2 separate regions of the Homo sapiens genome follow, and region 2 is linked to region 1. Evidence: chromatin loops called from intact Hi-C (ENCODE). Cell type or tissue: stomach. All regions are shown on one strand. Region 1 overlaps MEGF11 (multiple EGF like domains 11). Region 2 overlaps MEGF11 (multiple EGF like domains 11).

The links. Peaks named below come from ENCODE experiments on the same cell type or tissue, not always from the same donor. Only the 100,000 strongest peaks of a DNase experiment are listed, where the experiment ranks them.
Region 2: a loop joins it to region 1, with 6 times the contacts of the local background. A loop is called at or near these places in 3 of 110 quality-filtered maps.

Annotation. Positions count from the first base shown.
Region 1 is chr15:65,900,066-65,905,065 of GRCh38, reverse strand. The region is part of intron 24 of MEGF11 (multiple EGF like domains 11); the gene reads left to right. Among named protein-coding and RNA genes, the nearest start is that of RAB11A, 33 kb to the right of the region's middle. RefSeq lists enhancers at 1,612-2,403, 2,490-2,709 and a silencer at 2,406-2,570. In stomach, no CTCF peak of the experiment used is centred here; a DNase peak (open chromatin) is centred at 2,505; H3K27ac peaks cover 1,016 bases.
Region 2 is chr15:65,950,586-65,955,585 of GRCh38, reverse strand. All of the region lies in intron 10 of MEGF11 (multiple EGF like domains 11), which reads left to right. Among named protein-coding and RNA genes, the nearest start is that of RAB11A, 84 kb to the right of the region's middle. RefSeq lists an enhancer at 1,279-1,792 and a silencer at 2,821-3,115. In stomach, no CTCF peak of the experiment used is centred here; a DNase peak (open chromatin) is centred at 2,935; H3K27me3 peaks cover 1,315 bases.

The DNA of each region.
Region 1 (5,000 bases):
CAAAAATTAGCCAGACATGGTGGCACACACCTGTAATCCCAGCTACTTGGGAGGCTGAGGCACAAGAATTGCTTGAAGCCGGGAGGCAAAGGTTGCAGTGAACCCAGATCGTGCCACTGCACTCCAGCCTGGGCAACAGAACAAGACTCTGTCTCAGAAAAAAGCGCTTAAGCCAAACAGATATGACAGCAGAGGTCCCAATGCATATCCTAAATCTAACAGTGTACCAGAATCACCTGGAAAGCTTATTAAAAATACAGATATTCACACCCCATCTCCTCAAAACTCTGATGCAAATCTAGAGTGGGGCCCTGGAATCTGCATGTGTGAAGAGCACCCTCAGGGTACCCTTATGCAGCTTATTCCCCAAACACTGGTCTAGACTGACCCAGATGTCCCTGATTACCGTTCTAGTCTTTCAGACCTAGTTTTACATACACCAAGACACAACCATTCCCTAACCAAGAACAGCTAGTCGTCTACAGTCCTTTTGGGGAGATGATTAGATGTGGGGTGAGCTCAGGGTAGGGGATGGTGGTAAGTACTGCATTCTGAACAAGACAGCGATAAGGCTGAGTCACTATCGGCCTTTGTTAGGATATACACAGCCCAAGAGAACTGTCTGAGGACAAAAGGTCATCCCCAGCCAGCCAACAGACATTACTCCCTTGGAAGCATTATTTTGGCAATTTTCTGTGTGTTTTGACTTAAACCATCCAAATGAGGAACAGTAGGTAAGGCTGAAAACAAAGAACAGTTCTATTTCGTGACTATGACCTGGCACCTCAGTTTCTTTCTCAAAAAGGTATAAGGATTGGGCAGAAAGCTCTCTAAGGGCCTTTCTAGCTGAAGAACACGCATGACTCAAGCATGAATAAACTCAGGACCAGAAACCCCAATAACTGAACACACAACTTTCCTATGCACTGTGTTGTCCTGTACATTGATTAGGGTGGTTACTTTCAGATTCGCAATCATACATGTAAAACAAAGCTCAGGAAAGCAGTGTCTCTGCCTCAGCATACATTTCATTACTATTGTGTAGAATCATATATCTGACCTCTGAGTGCAGGCGAGGGCTCAGCAGGCAGCCAGCCAGATCTTATTTTACCACTCTGGCTACAATCATCCTTTAAAAAGAAAAGAGAGCTATGTAAGCAAATGTACCAGCAGGTGTTGGGGACCAATACATCAGAATAAGAGAACTGAAAAAGAGGAAAATATGATGTCACAGTTCAGAACTTTATAACAATACTTACCAAAACATGGAATAAATCCCACTAATTGGCTAACGCCCCCCGAAATAAACACTTAATAAGCTAGTCTAGCACAAATGAAACTAGTTCCTAAAACTACTGGGCCAAACCAAATCAGAACTACTAAGAATTAAGAGTCTCAGTGTTCTCTGAACTCAGTGGGAAAAAGCCCTAGCCTAGGAGTTAAGGAATGTGGGTTGTAGTCCTAGTTCTTGCTGTATGGTGCTGACCAGGTCACAGCACTGTTTTCTGGGTCTTGGTTTCTTCCACTATAAAACGATGGGGCTGTACTAACAGCATCTCTGAGGCCCTTTCAAGCTCTGACATTCCAAAAGCCTTAGTCAATGCCTGCCCTTTCCCCTGTTACTTACTGAAGAACTCCACTCACTGTCATCCCGGAGGTTAAGGGAGACCACTTACACTGCTCAACACCCTTCTATTTCCCCTTCTCCCCCTAGCACAGTGATTCTGCAACAAACTGCCTCGTGTTCAATTCCTTGTCAGCCATTTCAAATTGCTATTCTCCATCGCCTTTATGATGCTGGAATCCTTGAGCCCACTGTTGCTGCCACTTTCCCCACCTGTGTGCTCGTTCCCATCTAACTTCCAAGTCTGTCTTTGCGTAAACTTGGGCTCTTAGGTAGTTAGGAGCCCAATGACATCCTGAAGATTACTTTTTAAAGCCAGTGTTCTGACCCCAAGACCTCCTCCTCCTATCTCTCAATCAAGAGAAGGATGCTAATTTATGGCCCAGGAAGAGAAGAGGCAGTGTGGCCTTCTATTAATAGTAGCAAGCCAAGAAGCAAGAGATGGATATTCGGTGCCTGGGTTTTTCCCTGACAGTTAAGTTGGGCCTTAGTGGAGGTTAGCATGCACCTAGAAGCCAAGGTGGGCTCAGATCCCACACACAAGGTGGCCCTGGAAAGTCACTGCCTCTCTCTAGATTTGATGCTCCCTTTATAAAATGAAAATGTTTAGTTCATCTCAGAAGCCCCCTCTGTCTCTGACAGTGTATGACTATGTGGGGAGGCAGGAACCAGATGAGACCAAATGCCAGGGCATTACAGGACCAAGCCGCCAATCCTGATGCAAATGACAAGCCTTGGAGGAGTGACTCCCAGAGCTTGGGTAGCCTGGGTTGATGCTTCCTCTTTCTTTGCAAAATGCCCTGAAGGGCTGGGACTGGGACAGGGGTGGGGCTATGAAAGGATGAGGAAGTATCTAAGAGCAGCTGGTTATTCTTCCACTCAACCCTGCCCTCCCCTCTTGCAGGCAGGTGGATGACTCAGCTGGAGAACAAAGTGGCTTCCTGAGGTGGAGTTTCCAGCTTGCCCAGCCCTTCCCCATTCTCCAGTCCCAGTAGAGATGGGGTACAGAAGAGTCCATAATTCAACACCCTTTTCTCACCACCCAGCCAACACATACATGCACTGCTCCATCCTCTGCTCCTGTATGGAAGATACTTCCCCCTGAGCTTAGCCCCTCCCCACAGACATCAACTTCTCTTTTATCCATTTAGGATCATCCCCTGCTCCAGAGCCAACAATTGATTCCCCAAAACTTTAAAGTAGCCCCGACTTTTCTGGTGAAAATGAGAAGAGGCACTATCAACTGGCCGAGGTTCTTTTAGGCATTGAACTTCAAGGCTCTCCTACTGCCCTAACTCAGTCATGGGATATCCACAAAAAACTTAAGAGCTTAGCCTTTTTCTCTCAGCTGGGCTTAGCCCCATAGATGAAAGACATTCCTTGTTAAGGGTAAGGTGTAGCTGCTGCAGATACAGTTTGCCTTTAGAGATATGGACAGGAGCCCTGGATAACAAGACACGTAGTGAGGGAAAACATCTTGATTGGTATCAAGAGAAGACAGGGGTTGAGTCCTGACTAAACTATTTACTAACATTAGGAATTATATTAGCAAATTTTCTGAGCTTCAGATTCCTCATTCTAAAGTAGAAACAACAGTCCTTTCTGCCCAGCCCTATTCACGATGTAACAAGTTTCAAATGACCTAATTGGAATGAAGACTATACGTGCTACATAAAGTGGTTATTCCTCACATGTTAGAAAATATGCAGTTGAGGCAGCTGCAATAGCTTTTCTTTAAATACTACTAGTCCTCAGCTTCCAAACCAGAAGCTCTGTGCCTTACTGCCTTACTCCTTGACTGGTGAGTTCAGAGTAAGGTGGAGCTGCTGCAGATACAGTTTGCCTTTAGAGATAAGGACAGGAGCACTGGATAACAAGACACGTAGTGAGGGAAAACATCTTGATTGGTATCAACTAAGAGACAATAGGGGTTCAACTACTTACTAACATTAGGAATTATACTAGCAAATTTTCTGAGCTTCAGATTCCTCATTCTGAAGTAGTAATAGTCCTTTCTGCACAGCCCTATTCATTATGTAACAAGTTTCAAATGACCTAATTGGAATGAAGACTATAATTGCTACATAAAGTGGTTATTCATCACGTTAGAAAATATGCAGTTGAGGCAGGTGCAATAGCCTTTCTTTAAATACTACTAGTCCTCAGCTTCCAAACCAGAAGCTCTGTGCCTTATTGCCTTACTCCTTGGCTGGTGAGTTCAGAGAACCCAAAGTGGGACAGATGGGCCATGCTGGGGTTCTTGGACTTACCACCACTTCCTTGTACTAAAAAACTAAGTACCCTCTAAGGGGCAAATTTATGTGGTTTGGGCAGGTCACAGTCAAGGGTCCAAGCAGCTATGTAGAAATGAAGTCACCTGTGCACATGGGGTCTCCATACACAGATGTGCCATCCTTGTCGACATCTAATAAAAATATATATGAAGTTGGTAGGTGTCTCAAATAAGTAACTTAGTGAAATCAGGGCACTAGTGCAGCATTTGAAATAAAAGTCAACCAGCATCTGGGCCTATATCTGGCCTCCCTTTAGGCCTTGCTGGTGCTAGCTGAGATCGTTCAGTGTCTCGCAAGGATGTTTTCTCCTTCTCTCTAGAGTCATATGCTAAAGAGGCCACAATCTTAAGACGTGACTAAAGCCAATATCCCTCTCTACTTCTGGGCTAAATTGTGATGGAAAATGCTGAGCCTGGTTCTACAGAGTTTGCTCTGCTAGTGATAAGCAGTGTGATCCTGAGGAAGTCAATTTCCACTCTAAATCTCATAAGCAATGACTTCCTCAATAAGCAATGAGAGGAGAAGGAGAGAGAGAATTATTGCTCTACCTATACCACAGAGTGTTGTGTGAACACTTGAAGGAACTAATGGCTGAACATATTTTTGTACAAGATTGAGGAAATACTATCTGCTGAAACAAACATCAACAGAATGGACATCTACTTTAACAGAAAAGTAAATACTCTTCCAACCAGTTGCCTTTTATGGGAGATAAGACTACTTGTGGTGGCACACATCTAGCTACTTCAGCCATACGGAGTGTTCTGCTTTCAGGGTCCCAAGGTACATCTAAGACATCCATTGAGTTACATTATCACTTTCACTTTTTACCATTTTCATTACTCTCACAAATTGGAGACAGCATAAATAGCAGCCCAAAATGTAAACTGTGGTAGTTCTAGTGACAGATCATCCAAGAATTTCACCATCTGCTACCTTTCACAGAAATTTAGTGCTGAGACGCCTTTTAGATCACTTCTATCAACTCAAGCAGCTCAGTGCTTGTGTCTAGATCCCTTGTCTAGCAGAGCTTCACAGAAGAAGGTCAGAGCTGCTAGATTAGAGTTTACTGCTCTTTCCAG
Region 2 (5,000 bases), 51 kb before region 1:
TTTTAGTAGAGACAGGGTTTTGCCATGTTGGCCATGCTGATCTTGAACTCCTGGCCTCAAGTGATCCACCTACCTTGGCCTCCCAAAGTGCTGAGATTACAGGCATGAGCCACCACTTCTGGCCTAAATATATTTGTTTAAGTAAAAACACATTACTAAGATTATACTAAGATTAAAAAAAAAAAAACAGTTACAATCCCCCTTCTTCCTCCCCAGTGCAGATAAAACTGGGTAAAAATGAACTCTTTGGCATCTTTGAAAGAGAAGGAAGTCTGGTTTTCTCTTAATTTACCTTTGTTAGTGTACATTTTTTGTTGTAATTTCCACAGTAAAATGGAGGTGCCCTGGGTTTTGAATTTGGGTAGGAGAGAATAATTGTTTGGGATTAAAAAATCTCACGTAGCCAAGTGGTCAGGTGACTGCACCACACTGCTCATGGGTGACCCCTGTCCCAGCTTGGCTTCTAGCATAGCTGTAGGACTTTGGGCATCTGTGGATGGGGTGTATACAGGGAGAGAGAAGAACCTATTAACTTCTAAGATGGTCCACTGTATGGACTCCATGGATCAAGTCAGGAAACACTGTTCTGGGGGAAAAGGGGAAAAGTAGGAGCAAGAAGGTATGTGTATACATAGGAGTGGGAAGCTCATTGAGGGTTTTACGGTCTGGTCATATACATTGTCTGTGTGTCTGCTGGGGGTCTTTCCTCCCTGTTCCCCCTTCTTTATCCCCAGTTGCCTGCCTACTCATTTCTCCTCAGAACAAGGGAAAACTGGGGCCCCAGAAAGGCCTGGGAGACTAGCATCTGTTTGCTCACTGTCCCCAGTGCTCCAACAGTCTGGAGGCCAGGCCACTGCCTCTCTTCCTTGCACCTGAGATGCAAATGACTTCCTGTCCTTGAACTTTGGGGCACAGGTGCATGCCAGAGTCATCTCACTGTGGAATGCCCCCTGCCTGGGGCTCAGGGCTAATACAGATTGTGAGTCAAGCTGCCCTGGTGAGACCCAGCGAATTCCCATCCATCTCCTCCCACCCAGCCTCGTTATTCCTGGAAAGGCTCCTCTGGGGCTCTGTTGGATGTTGGGCAGGGGCTGCAGGAGGTGATTACAGAACAGTTCATTGTTCTCAACCAGCATGACTCACTCCTGTATGCATCAAGCCCTGAGGGGGAAGCCATTACTCTTGTCCTCACTCCAGCTTCTGAGTGAATGCAACTTCCCACAATCAGCCAGTTCTGGTCAAAGTAGGAGCAATCAGCAGAGCAGACTCAGCAGAGACTCGCCTCAAGATGTCCCGCAGTCAGTAATAATTAGCAATGCCTTTGTTGGTTGCTTGGTTTGTGAATGTATGTACGCGCCTTTATCCTTGAATGATTTTAGGATAGGTAGTCAGTTAAGGACTAATTAAAGGAGCCCTTTTCTGAGTGTTTGGAGACCTTCATTCTAGGCTCAGTAATCTTGGACATGTCGCTTTACCTTGCTGGGCCTCCATTTCCCTATCTGAACGATGGGAGGAGTAAATCAGTTTTGCCTGCTATTGGATGTGAGTATCCCCCATGACAGTGGATGTGAAACCGCATCCTCAGCTGTCCCCTCCCACCCCAGCTCTCCCTGCCCGGGGTCTTTAGGGAGGATATTGGGACAGCTTTATGAAAGTAGACTCTAGGGGCTGAGAATGGTCTCGGGCTCAACATAAACGTGAGGAGTGCTGATGAAGTAGTGCAGAACCACACCTGTGAGCTCAGTGGCATGCCTGCCCTAGTCACGTGGTCTCCACCCCCGAGAGCACAGGGACACGGGGCAGAAGCAGGTCCTGCTTGGGGCTCTGGATTGGCCTTCACACACTTCCACTTCCTTCCCAGGACATTGGAAGTGGAATCCTGTTCACTGAAATGTGAAATACTGGATGTTTCCTCTGCTAGGACTTAGGGGGCAGGTGGGGATGTGGAAAGACTAATCAGACCCCCATCCAGGAACCTGTGTTCTAGTAATAAGCACATTCACACTAGCAGTGAACACTCACTGAATCCTGGCTGCATGCTTCGTCTGACTTATGCCTCACAAGGGCCCATGGAGATGCACTTTCACTTTCCTCAATTTGCAGATGAGGAGCTGGAGTTCAAACAGGATTAGCGACTTGCCTGGGATCACAAAGCCAGCGGTGGTGGGAGACACTGAACTCTCATATTAGTTGATGAGCTTTGATTGAAGGGTGACCATGGAACCAGACAAATCTAAGTTCAAATCCTAGCTCTCCAATCCCCACACTGACTACTGGCAAGCCACTTATCCTGCCTGACATGGAACTTCCTCATCTGCTAAAACAAGACTTTGCTTATGAGAATTAGGAACATTATATGAGAAGTTCAAAGCCAGTGCCTGAAATACAACAGACACTTGGTGAAATGGCAGCAATTACCGGTAAGCTATGAGAGTAGTGGGGGAACGTTGCTTCCCCCATGCCCGTGATACCAGTAGGAGGGTGTTGGGATGAGCTGTACCCACGGATACCTGATGGATCAGAGCCATGAACGTGCACAACTGCTGTTCTAGGCAGGTCCACCCAAGCACCTGTGGGTCACCCTGAATGGTCGGTCTCAGGGGGCACTGTACGAGTGGACAAGCCTCTCAACATTTGGGGAAATGGAGATAGAGATGGGGGTGGGAAGAGAGCCTGGGCATTTTACATGTTTGTTTGGCAGCAGTGATAGAATCACTTGGGGTATGCATTGGTAAATTGCACTGTGGCTGCCCAGTGGGGGCAAAGAGCCCTGGACCAGAAAACAAGAAATGAGTTTGTAGCTTTAGCTCTGCTAACTTTCTGGGTTTCTATTTCTCATCTATAAAATGGGAATGAAATTCCCTGCCCATCGGAAACAGTGGTGTGGGAGCTAGTCATTCCAGTGGGAGTGCTTACAAGTGGAAACGGCATCGTTTCAGCACCTTGGACAGCCTCATGAGCCAGGGATTCAAGGCTACTCTGTGCCTTCTTAGAATCCAGGGTCCTCGCCCAGACAGAACACCAGGGTGAACAGGGATGGGAGAAGGCAGAGTGAGGGGTCATATGACACAGTGGTCAGGCCAGCAGAGTCCTGAAATACCTGTCTTTGTGAGGATGATCCTATCCAGGAGGTGAGGACCTTTCTTCACACCCCGCTGAGCTAGGGAATTAGCTGAATTGTGGATGAGGGGACTAAGTGGAGCTGTCCATCCACTTGCAGGTTGGCATCACATCACCCCTCTCTGTGGCTCCCCACTGCCCACCAAATAAACCTCAAATCCCAGGCCTTTGTAATATGCCCTCGAACCTAGTCTACCCTAATCTCATCTCCCACTAAGTCCTGCCACAATCTGTAGCACACATAACTCATTTCCTCCCCACACACAGTACAGTAGTCCCCATTATCCATGAGGGATACATTCTAAGACCTCCAGTGCCTGAAATTGTGGGCAGTACTGAATTCTGTATGTACTACACAATAAGAGATTAACAGTAATAACTAATAATAGAACAATTATAATAATATGCTATAAAATTTATGTGAATGTGGCCTCTCAAAATATCTTTAAAAAAAATTTTTTTTAGAGATAGGGCCTCGTTCTATTGCCCAGGCTGTAGTGTAATGGCACAATCATAGCTCACTGTAACCTCAAACTCCTGGGCTCAAGTGATCCTCCTGCATCAGACTCCTGAGCAGCTGAGAATACAGGCATGTACCACCATGCCCAGCTATTTAAAAAAAAAAAATTTGTAGAGATGGAGTCTCACTATGTTGCCCAGGCTGGTCTGGAACTCCTGGCCCCAAGCAATCCTCTCATCTTAGGCTTAAAATATCTTCTTGTATTGTACAAGCCTACTTTGTTGGGGTTTTTTTGTTTGTTTGTTTGTTTGTTTGTTTTGAGATGGACTCTTGCTCTGTTGCCTAGGCTGAAATGCAGTGGCGTGATCTCAGCTTACTGCAACCTCCACCTCCCGGGTTCACGCAATTCTCTTGCCTCAGCCTCCTGAGTAGCTGGGATTACAGGCATGTGCCAACACATCCAGCTAATTTTTGTATTTTTAGTAGAGACGGGGTTTCACCATGTTGGCCAGGCTGGTCTTGAACTCCTGACCTCATGTCATCTGCCCGCCTCGGCCTCACAAAGTGCTGGGATTACAGGCTTGAGCCACTGTGCCCAGCCACAAACCTACTTTAAAACCACAGTTGACCTCAGGTAACTGACACTATAGAAAGTGAAACCAAGGATAAGGGGGCACTACTATATGTTCTTTGGGGCCTCTGTGCTTTTTCTCAAACCTCTCTTTCTTCCTAGAATGCCCTTCCCATAGTCCCTATCGCATCTATGAAAATCCTTCTCAGCCTTTCAGGAAATCAAAGGCTGCCTCTTCCATGAAGCCTTCCCTGAATACTCCTCTCTTCGGAATTAACCATTCCATCCCTTTGTTTCCACTGTGTGTGGCTCATACTCAGGTTCTATCTCCCTAAGGACAATAACATGTTTCCCTCTAACCCTGGACCTCCTAACAAGCCTACAATGCCTACCACACAAATATCTTGCTCAGCAAACTCCCTGAAATGAATGAAATCCCTGGTAGACCCAATGCCCTTAAAGCAGAAGTTTCTGGAACATTCCTGAGCTTTACAGTAAGGACATTCATGGCATTTCCCAAGAGGCCTTGCCAGTAGGGCTGGGACTTGACTCTACCTGTTGGCTTCTCTGAAATTTATGTAAACAGATAGCTACAGTGGGACTGGAGCAGCTGACCCCTGACACACCATCTCCAGATTCTTTGAGCAGTGGCATGAGCTTCTGCCTTATGAAATTTTGTGTAGTGGTTTGCAGAGACTCTGGTGCCAAATTCTCTGCCTTCGAATACCAGCTTTGCTGCATATTAGCTGTGTGACATTGGGCAAGATATTGTACCTCTCTGTGCCCCTAGTTTCTTTTATTTCCTTTTGTGTGTGTGTGTGTGTGTGTGTGTGTGTGTGTGTGTGTGTG